Linked DNA regions of Homo sapiens: region 1 is linked to region 2. Evidence: read pairs that join two places in POLR2A ChIA-PET (ENCODE). Cell type or tissue: OCI-LY7. All regions are shown on one strand. Each heading gives the region's core, and the rest is flanking DNA. Links, peaks and the distances in the headings are about the cores only.

Evidence for each region. Peaks named below come from ENCODE experiments on the same cell type or tissue, not always from the same donor. Only the 100,000 strongest peaks of a DNase experiment are listed, where the experiment ranks them.
Region 1: POLR2A ChIA-PET joins it to region 2 with 14 read pairs; 2 of 35 experiments call an interaction of 5 or more read pairs at or near these places.

The regions. Positions count from the first base shown.
Region 1 is chr2:38,415,580-38,420,954 of GRCh38, reverse strand. No RefSeq gene overlaps it. Among named protein-coding and RNA genes, the nearest start is that of LINC01883, 13 kb to the left of the region's middle. In OCI-LY7, for the core only: no CTCF peak of the experiment used is centred there; DNase peaks (open chromatin) are centred at 2,474, 4,114 and 4,984; H3K4me3 peaks cover 962 bases; H3K27ac peaks cover 3,122 bases.
Region 2 is chr2:38,299,280-38,304,654 of GRCh38, reverse strand. It overlaps ATL2 (atlastin GTPase 2), which reads left to right. Exons shown (of 13, transcript NM_001135673.4): 10 at 4,327-4,383; 11 at 5,328-5,375. Among named protein-coding and RNA genes, the nearest start is that of ATL2, 75 kb to the left of the region's middle. In OCI-LY7, for the core only: no CTCF peak of the experiment used is centred there; a DNase peak (open chromatin) is centred at 3,134; H3K4me3 peaks cover 1,034 bases; H3K27ac peaks cover 1,479 bases.

The DNA.
Region 1 (5,375 bases), core at 177-5,176, 120 kb before region 2:
GGATCGGGCATTGGGAGCCCCATCTGGGTGAGTGCCATGGGCCCCTGTCTCTGAGTCAGTCTTTCCCAACTTCTTGTTTGTTTGTTTGTTTTTGAGACGGAGTCTTGCTCTGTCGCCCAGGCTGGAGTGCAGCCGCGCGATCTCTGCTCACTGCAAGCTCCGCCTCCTGGGTTCACGCCATTCTCTTGCGTCAGCCTCCCGAGTAGCTGGGACTACAGGCGCCCGCCAGCATGCCCGGCTAATTTTTTGCATTTTTAGTAGAGACGGGGTTTCACCTTGTTAGCCAGGATGGTCTCGATTTCCTGACCTCGTGATCCGCCCGCCTCGGCCTCCCAAAGTGCTGGGATTACAGGCATGAGCCACCGCGCCCGGCCTCTTTCCCAACTTCTTGTAGCCTGATTCTGAAATCTGCAGCTCATCAGCCCACCCTTGAATGATCTCTCCCTTGAATGATGACCCTGGATTTGACCTAGATCCTCACAGTTTGTCTGCAAAGCCCATACCTATCTCTTTAATGGAAGGAGATAGAGCACTAGTTATCTCCAGATCCCTCGGGGTAAGAGTCTAGGGGAGCAAGCACCCGTCTGGGTAATGAATATTTCCTTCCTGCCTCACATTTTATTCCCCTTCATGAGGAATTTCTTGTGTGTCCTTTTTGATGATTAAAAATTATGTCTTGGCCAGGGGCAGTGGCTCACACCTGTAATCCCAGTGCTTTGGGAGGCTGAGCCAGGAGGATTGGTTGAGGCCAGGAGTTTGAAAACAGCCTGGCCAACATAGCAAGACTCTGTCTTTATCTTTTTTTTTTTTGAGACGAAGCTTGCTGTGTCAACCAGGCTGGAGTGCAGTGGCATGATCTCGGCTCACTGCAACATCCACCTCCTGGGTTCAAGCAATTCTCCTGCTTTGGCCTTCTGAGTAGCTGGGATTACTGGCAAGCGCCACATGCCCAGCTAATTTTTGTATTTTTAGTAGAGATGGGGTTTCACCATGTTGCTCAGGCTGGTGTTGAATTCCTGACCTCATGATCTGCCTGCCTCGGCCTCCCAAAGTGATGGGATTACAGGCATGAGCCACGATGCCCAGCCTATCTTTTTTAATTTTTAAAAATTATGTCTCTCTTATGGATGGCAGTCTTGCTGTTATGATGATCCTTTTCGGGATCTTTGGTCTTTGTGAGATGTGGAAGTAAACCTGCATGCCATACATGGGAGTGCTAAAGGGCAATGAATGATTAATTCATTTTAAAGCCACAAACTGAGTACGAGGTGAGACAGAAGCAGGCTGTAAATCCCTTTACTCCTAAACTCTGCCTCTCTCTAAACTGACAGACAACATTGGAGAGCTCTTTGATTCCTCTATTTAGCCAGCACAAAGAACTAGCTATAAATCTCCTGCAGGTAGAAGGTGCCAAGAGAATGAAAGTGACACGATGCTACTGTTCATTCTTTTCTCGTCTTTTGGTGTCCTTCCTAACACCCAAAGCTAAAGATTCTGAGAAGACACTAGGGTGGTTGGTCACAGTGTAGGGTATCACAAAACAGTCAGCTCTTCCACCTTCACCCTCCCAAATGTACTTGTTCCTAATGTACTTAGAACTCTTAACCGTGGACTTTGGGGCACAGGATGGGTCTCAGACCAAGTTGCTGGCTGAGGAACATATATATACACCCATCTCCACCATAGACTGAGCTGCAAGGGGTTTTGGAGGCTTATGGCTCTTTGACTATGTTTGAAAGTGAACCAGACAGTCTTCAACATAGGAAATAAATGGCACTCTTCTTATCATTCTACGTCTCAGGTTGGGTGCCCTAGAAGCTGATCCCCAGGTGAGGGTTCAGGTGCACATGTTAATGGGGCAGCGGTGTAGCAGAAAGGGGTGTGTGAAACAGGATGAGACATGGGAAGGAACCAAGCAAGAATGTGATCCCAGATGGAGTCTAGCTTCAGTCTGGCCCCTAAGGACATGACTTGCACCACAGAGTTGCTCTGACCTTCAGACAGGGGTGCAGCCTTGTGTATAGGGGATCACTCCCCGTCAATCAGGAGTTGGTTGGCTATCCTGGATGGGAGTGGTGGTGTACACTCCAGGATGAGGGCCTCTTGTGCAGCTGAGGGCATTCTCTGGAGAAGAGGCCAGCTGTGAGCCCTTTGCAGCCATCAAGGAGAGGCACCAACAGAGTTCACCTGTGACATGAGGAGCCATAGGACCAACACAGGCCATTGGGCAGAGCTGAGATCATAGAGACACCTGTCGTAATTTGGCTTCCTAGAATTAGGCTGAGGAGGTATACTTTTATTAAGAGGTGGATCTAGGTTTTGTGTGGCCTGAAATTGTAATTCGGGGAGCCCTTTTTAAGGACAAGAACACAAAACCGTGAATTCAAAATTAGGTTCACAACCTGTGCAAGTGGCAGGCTCTGAAGCTGAAGCTTTGTGAGCTTCATCTGCCTCTGGGTGTTTCAGTTCCTTTGGCCAGAAGAAAAAAATGAGGTTGAGAGCTTAAGTGAAATTGCCCAAAGACATCAATTAAAGAGGTGGCTGGAGATAGAGCCTGATTCTTTTGGTTCATAGTCCAACACCTCCTCTGTTATAGCACGAGCCATACCCACTGCAGAGGACTGCTGGGAGGGCTAGAAGATAATAAACAAGAACATGCTTTGTAAGCTGTCCCTGAAGTGCCACGTGGCTATAAGGCATTATGATTAAATGGGCAATTGATCTGTGAGGTGGGATGTTTCCAACTTGAATAATTTGGTCAAAGGAGATATATTTTTTATCTCCGGAGTTTTCCACACTGGCTTGCTAGGTTTGTACAATTTTTTTCCCTTTTTTTCACATTCCTAGTTTGATTCAAAGTTGCAAGCTTCCAAAATTGGCATAAGTCATAAAATAATAAATCTCTCAGGCTTGCAGCTACTTGCCTCAGCATGAAAATAGAAAATGGAGGCTTTGTCATAGAAAACAAGAGCATTCTTCCTTATTCTCTCAGAATGAATCGTTGATGAGCAGTCAACCATTCTTAAGAGGCAAGGCTGAGCAGATAAGAAAGGGTGCTCTCCGGAATTTATGGTGCAGAGCAATGATAGAATGGATTCCTACAAACATTTCTCTGTCCAAAAATTGTTGGCAGCTGGCACAGCTAACTCTTAAGTTCTGGATGCTACAGTTTCTACCCAGTAAGTTCTCCCTCACCCAAGTTTTTATTAACAATGGGTTGGGGAGGTTTCACTTACCTGCTAAAGGTAAGTGGATGTTACTTAGTTGGGATTAAGTTGCCCCTTGCCTTCTTCCCTGCAGACTGGACAGCAATATTGAATTGTTGGACAGTAGCACACTGGAAGAGCTGAACAGCATTACTGAAAAACGCCCTTCTTTCAGAGAACTTTTGTTCACTCTGTCGAAGATGAGGTCCAAGACTCTAGGACTTCAGCATCTGTGCTGGTAGACAGTGCTTATGCTAACCTCCTCTCCTATGAGGGAATCCCTTGTGGAATGTGTCAGGGAGGGGGTCAGTCAGCCACCAATGGAACCCTCCCACTGCCAGGGACTCACTTCTTCCTGACACCTACCTCATTGTTGGGGACTCAGGACAGCTTTTCTTACTCTGCCCTGAAATCTGCCTCCCTTTTATTTTTACCTATTGATATTTCTACCCAGTAAGAGTTATTCTGTGTTAGGCCAGGCGTGGTGGCTCACACCTGTAATCCCAACACTTTGGGAGGCTGAGGTGGGCAGATCACCTGAGGTAAGGAGTTGGAGACCAGCCTGGCAAACATGATGAAACCACGTCTCTAATAAAAATACAAAAATTAGCCAGGTGTGGTGGTGTGCACCTGTAGTCCCAGCTACTGAGGAGTCTGAGGCAGGAGAATCGCTTGAACCTGGGAAGCAGAGGTTGCAGTGAGCCAAAACTGTGCCACTGCACTCCAGCCTGGGCGACAAGAGTGAAACTCTGTCTCAAAAATTAAAAAAAAAAAAAAAAAAAAAGGAGTAGTCATTCTGTGTTACTGAATTTTAGGGAGTAAGACCAAAGACTTCTTCTTGCTTCCTTTTTATACCTTGCAGAAATCATCACACTTGCAATGCTTTTTCACATCTGGTTTTCTTGCTATGCTGTGCAGGCACATTTGACTTCTTTCTAGCTGCTCTCCCATGGCTAGCAAGTGTCTGGCCCATGTTTGGTGTCTGAGAAATGTGTGAGAAATGAATGAATGAGTGAATGAACAAAATCCATTTCTACTACATTACAGCTTTTCAAATATTGAGAGAGTTGTTAGATTGTTTCTCCTATTCTCCATCTTTTTTTTCCAACAAACTAATTACTCTTCAACAGTTCCTTGCATTTTCAGACCCACTTTGTCTTGTCAACTTCCTTTGCCAGTATTAATTCGTATTAAATTGTGGCTTTGGCCAGGCGTGGTGGCTCATGCCTGTAATCCCAGCACTTTGGGAAGCCGAGGCGGGTGAATCACTTGAGGTCAGGAGTTCAAGTACAGGCTGGCCAACATGGGAAACCCTTGTCTCCACTAAAAATTTAAAAAATTAGCCAGGCGTGGTGGCAGGCACCTGTAATCCCAGCTACTAGGGATGCTGAGACACGAGAATTACTTGAACCCAGGAAGCAGAGGTTGCAGTGAGCCGAGATCACGCCACTACACTCCAGCCTGGGTGATGGAGCAAGACTCCGTCAAAAAAAAAAAAAAAAATGTGGCTTTTACAAGTGTTCACAACACCCCAGACAAGGTGTCACTGGGGTGGAGTAGCGTGGGATCATCTTGTGGACACCATGAGCCTTTTATTTAAAGAAGGCTCCATGAATTCCTTCCAATATTTTTATGACTGTTCCTACTCAGACAAAGAAGGATGTCATGTCACTGGATTTGGAGCCAGAACGTAGCTGAGTGTACATTTGAGTTCTGCCACTTGCACCTGTGCTCTTGTGTAATTTGTCCTTTTTGCATTTTAGATTCAGCAGCTGTAAACTGAAGCTAATTCTACAAATCCTTTGTGAAGGTGGACCAAAATAACATATGTAAAGTCCCTGACACATTTCCTGACCTGTGCATAGTAGACACTCAATACATGGGCGCTATAACTATGTTTCATGATCTCTGATTGGGGTAATATCAAGGGAGTCAGTTAGATTAAGGCTATATTCACATTTAATTAGAGTACACAATAGTTAAAGTATGCTAATAAAGAGACCCCTAGAGCTTTGGATATGAAAAAAATCAATGCATATTCTGCATTCAAAAAGCAAAGTCTGTAGCAACTATAAGATCATTTAAATGAACATGATAATACTCTTTTGAGACTTCCCAGAAGTTTTTATAATATAATCTGTTTAGTTCAGGTAAGTCCGGTTTCATCCA
Region 2 (5,375 bases), core at 176-5,175:
ATCCCCCCACTTTTTAAACTTTTCGTTGTTTCTATTGATAGTATACCGTCTATGTCTGGAAAAGTTGTGGTTGTTAATTAATATTTTTTATAGGTTCGTCTTTTAGTCTTTCTACTCAGGATATGAGTTGTTTACACACCACAATTATTGTTAATAATATTCTGTTTTTCTGTGTGTTTACTATTCCCAGTGAGTTTTGGACCTTCAAATCATTTCTTATTGCTCATTAAAATCCTTTTCTTTCAGATTGAAGAACTCTCTTTAACATTTATTGTAGGACAGGTCTGATGTTGATAAAATTCCTCAGCTTTTGTTTGAGGAAGTCTTTATTTCTCCTTCATGTTTGAAGTATTTTCACTGGATATACTATTCTAGGAAAAATGTTTTTTTTCTTCAGCACTTTATGTCATGCTACTCTCTCCTGGCCTGTAAGGTTTCCGCTGAGAAGTCTACTCCCAGATGTGTTGGAACTCTTTTGTATGTTGTTTGTTTCTTTTCTGTTGATGCATTTAGAATCCATTCGTGCTTCTTGTTGTTGTTGTGGTGGTGGTTTAATAGAAATGGGGCCTTGCTGTGTTTAACAGGCTGGTCTCCAACTCCTGGCCTCAAGTGATCCTCCCATCTCAGCCTGCCAAGGTGCTGAGATTACAGGTGTGAGCCACCGTGCCTGGCCTGTTGTTGTTTTTAACAGAGACGTCATTTCTCTACGTTGTCCAGGCTGGTCTTGAACTCCAGGGTCAGGCAGTTCCCCCACCTTGACCTCCCAAAGTGCTGGGATTACAGGCATGAGCCACCACGCCCAGCCAGGATCCATTCTTTACCGTTGACCTTTGGGAGTTTGCTTGTTACATGTCTTGAGGTAGTCTTATTTGGGTCAAGTCTGCTTGGTGTTCTATAATCTTTTGTTCTTAAATATTGGTATCTAGGTTTGGGTAGTTCTTTGTTATTGCTTTGTATAAACTTTCTACCGCTGTCTCTTTAGCTACTCCTCTTTAAGGCAATGAACTCTTAGATTTGCCCTTTTGGGGCTATTTTCTAGATCTTGTAGGCATGCTTCATTCTTTTTCATTCTTTTTTCTTTTGTCTCAGCTGTGTATTTTCAAATAGCCTGTCTCCAAGCTGACTAATTCTTCTGCTTGTTCAGGTCTTGTGTTAAGCTCTGAGGCTGGGTGAGGTGGCTCATGCCTGTAATCCTAGCACTTTGGGAGGCTGAGGTGGGCAGATCACTTGAGACCAGTCTGGGCAACATGGTGAAACCTTGTCTCTACAAAAAATACAAAAATTAGCCAGGCATGATGGCGCACGCGTGTAGTCCCAGCTACTTGGGACACTGAGGTAGGAGGATCCTTTGAGCCTGGGATGCAGAGGTTGCAGTGAGCCAGGATTGCACCATTGCACTCCAGTCTGGGAGACAGAGCAAAACCCTGTCTCAAAAAAATAAAATAAAAAAGAGGTTTGGATGCATTCTTCAGTATGTCAGTTGCATTTTTCGGATCCAGGATTTCTGCTTTATTCTTTATAATTATTTCAGTCTCTTTGTTCACTTTATCTGAAAGGATTCTGAATTCCTTCTCTGTGTTATCTTGAATTTCTTTGAGTTTCCTCAAAACTGCTATTTTGAATTCTCTGAAAGGTCAGTTATCTCTGTCTCTCCAGGATTGGTCACTGGTGCTTTATTTCAGTTTGTTTAGTGAGGTCATGTTTTCTTGGATGGTCTTGATGCTTGTGAATATTTGTTGGTGTCTGGACATTGAAGAGTTAGGTATTTGTTATAGTCTTTGCAGTCTGGGCTTGTTTGTACCTGTCATCCTTGGGAAGGCTTTCTAACTATTTGAAGGGACTTGGGTGTTGTGATCTTGGTCACTGCAGCTGTATCTGCATTAGGGACATTTCAAGCCCATAATGCTGTGGCTCTTGCAGATTTGTAGAGGTACTGCCTTGGTGCTCTTCGGTAAGATCCAGGAGAATTCCCTGGATTACCAGGCAGAGACTCTTGTTCTCTTCCATTACATTCTCCCAAACAAATGGAGTCTCTGTCTCTGTGCTGAGCTGCCTGGAGCTGGGGGAGGGGGTGACACAAGCACCATTGTGGCCACCATCCCTGGGACTTCACTGGGTCAGACCTGAAGGCAGCACAGCAATGGGTCTTGCCCAAGGCCCATTGTGACTATTGTGTGGTTATTGCCTGTGGTCAGTCAAGGCCCAGAGGTTCTACAATCAGCAGGTGGCAAATCTAGCAAGTTCCCTCTGGCCTTGGGTGGGTCCAGAGATGCTCTCTGGTGATCCGCCTGCCTTGGCCTCCCAAATTGCTGGGATTACAGGTGTGAGCCATCACACCTGGCCTTTGTCTCCTTTACTCAAGCAGGAGACTCTCCTCATAGCCACAACATCTGGGAATGTGCTGGGTCACACCTGAAGCCAGCACATTTCTGAATCTCACCCAAGGCCCATAGTGAGTACTGCCTGGCTACCACTACTGCTTATTCAGAGCCCAGAGGCTCTTGAGTCAGCACGTGATGAACCCTGCCAGGACTTGGTCATACCCCTCAAGACAGTGGGTTCCCTTCCAGCCCAGGGTGTGTTTAGAAATCTTGTCTGGGAACTGGGGACTGAAATTGGGGCCTTAGGGCTCTGCCTTATGCCGCATTCTACTTTGGCTGAGCTGGTATCCAAATTGCAAGACAAAGTCCTCTTTACTCTCCCCTCTCCTCTCCTCACGCAGAAGGAAAGACTCTCTCTCAGAGCTGTGAACTACACTGCCTGAGCTTGTGTAGGGGGAGTGACACTAGCAGTCCCTTGGCTGCCCCAGCTGGAGTCTTACTATATCATATGCACCCCAGGTCCACTGGCTCTGAGCCCAGCCCAGCACCAGGACCTGCCCAGGAATTGCAGTCCTTGTGGCCTAGATGGCCTTTCAAGTTTATTCAGGACCTCAGAGCACTGTAGCCCATGGTGGCAGGACTGGCTGCCTAGGGCTGGTCTAAATTCTTCCTCCATGGGTGCTGGCTGAGTTCTTTCCACTGTGGCAGGGCAGCGCTGAGTTTCAATGCAAAAATTCCACAGTCACTGCTTTCGACTTCCCTAAGCACATAGATTGTCTCTCCACACCATGTGGTTGCTGCTGAGAGGATGGGGGAGGGGTGGTGTAGGTGATTCAAGACTGTTTTTCACATCCTCTTCAGTGCCTCTTTCAGTGATCTGAAGTTAAAACCAGGTACTGTGATTGCTCACCTGATTTTTGGTTCTTATGAAGGTGGTTTTTTATGTAGATAGTTGTCAATTTGATATTCCTTGGAGGTGGTGATCACTGGAGGCTTCTATTTGGCCATCTTGCTCTGCCTCCTTCCCAGTTATGAATGAATCTTGTCAGTGGAAAGTTGAGATGAGCCAGGCACGGTGGCTTATGCCTGTAATCCCAGCACTTTGGGAGGCTAAAGTGGGCGAATCACCTGAGGTCGGGAGTTCGAGACCAGCCTGGCCAACGTGGTGAAACCCCGTCTCTCCTAAAAATACGAAATTAGCTGGATGTGGTGGCGCATGCCTGTAATCCCAGCTACTCGGGAGGCTGAGGCAGGACAGTTGCTTGAACCCAGGAGGCGGAGGTTGTGGTGAGCTGAGGTCGTGCCGTTGCACTCCAGCCTGGGCAATAAGAGCGAAATTCCTTCTCAAAAAAAAAAAAGAAAGTTGAGATGAAAGACCCTATATGGACTTCTAACAAACTCTTATCTTTTCCTTCTTACTCTTAAACCACAAATTAGTTTTTTTTTTTTTTTTCCTTCTTGAGCTGAAATACAATTTAAGCTGGTCAAAGTAAAATACTGGATAAAATTGTTTCTTCAGCTGGATGTGGTGGCACACACCTTGTAGTTTCAGCCACTTGGAAAACTGAGGCAGGAGGATCACTTGAGCCCAGGAATTCGAGGTTGCAGTAAGCTGTGATCATCCCACTGCACTCCAGCCTCAGTGTCAGTGTGAGACCCCATCTCTAAAGAAAGAGAAAAAAAAGTTTTTTAAAAATATTAAAACACTGGCAATAGGGGGTAATTGTGAATTTCTTTTCATAAAGAAGATGGCATTTTATATCTAACTTTGAGTTATAACTTTTATGTTATATTTGTTATAGAAATACCTAGGATATTATTTAGCAGCATATAATTTAATAATATTGAGAATAGGGTTAACTTTGTTGGAATAAGGTGATTTTTAAAGCCTAGAATTTACTTTTAATGGTGTTAATTATTTTTATATTTAATGACTTTTCTTTCTTTGGGGATGTGGAGCCAAATTGCATAATCCGTCAGTCTAACAAATCTTCTCCCTTTTTAGGCTTACATCAAAATCTATCAAGGAGAAGAACTTCCACATCCAAAGTCCATGCTTCAGGTAGAGAGAGAGAGAGTGATATGTGTTGTACATATACTTATTTATGAGGGAGAATAAAAATCTTTGCTTTAGAGAGAAATGCTGAAAATGGGGGGTGCTTTTTTGCATGCAAACACATTTTGCTTAAGGCCGTATGTGTCGTGGGTCCTAAGGTTTCATACAATTTTTTTTTTGTAACTGCAGATTGTAGGCCTTCCATGTGTCCAGGCCACCAGAAATAAGAGTCCTCAGTACCTTCTCTTCAGATGCTCAAAGTATAGGAAAATTTCTATTTGATAAGATGGCTTGATGTGGGCCTCTCTGAACTAAGCTGCTTCTATTCTGAGTCTTTGACAATGAATGTTGTTTGGAATAAGTCTTATTTTTATTTGGTGTTAATGATTTAGAGCTACTTCTAGTGAATATAGTCTCACTTCTTTTTCTGTCTTTCAAATGGTGGTCTTTTGGGACAGTGTCATTTTACCCCATTCATATTTTAAAACATTTACTACTTTAGGCTATTTTTCCATTTTATAGTAGATTAAACAGTATTTGCCGATAAAACTTCGTGCAGTAAGGTTTGTGGGTTTGAAAATGTCTTGTATAATACTGATTATGAGAGAGAGAACCATATGGGTAATTCTCGATTCCTAACACCTGGAGATCCACATATTTTAGGGTTATATCTATTTATCTTTATCCATTTCCTGAGCATATGTGGTGTTTTCTGCAGACACACTTTAACATCAACCTAAGCAAAACAAAATCAGGCAGGCAGTCCTATTAGAACCACTTACCATTATATCCTTTATACCAACGTTCCCTTGCATAGGAAAGAAAAACTGGAAGTTACTTTCTCTGGTTCATTTTCAGACTTGTTTATTGTACATAACTTATTGTGTTAATCAGAATTTTTAGAGTCATAGAGTATTTTTTGCATAATAATGGCATATTTTATTTTTTAGGCAACAGCTGAAGCTAATAATCTTGCTGCAGTAGCAGGAGCAAGAGAT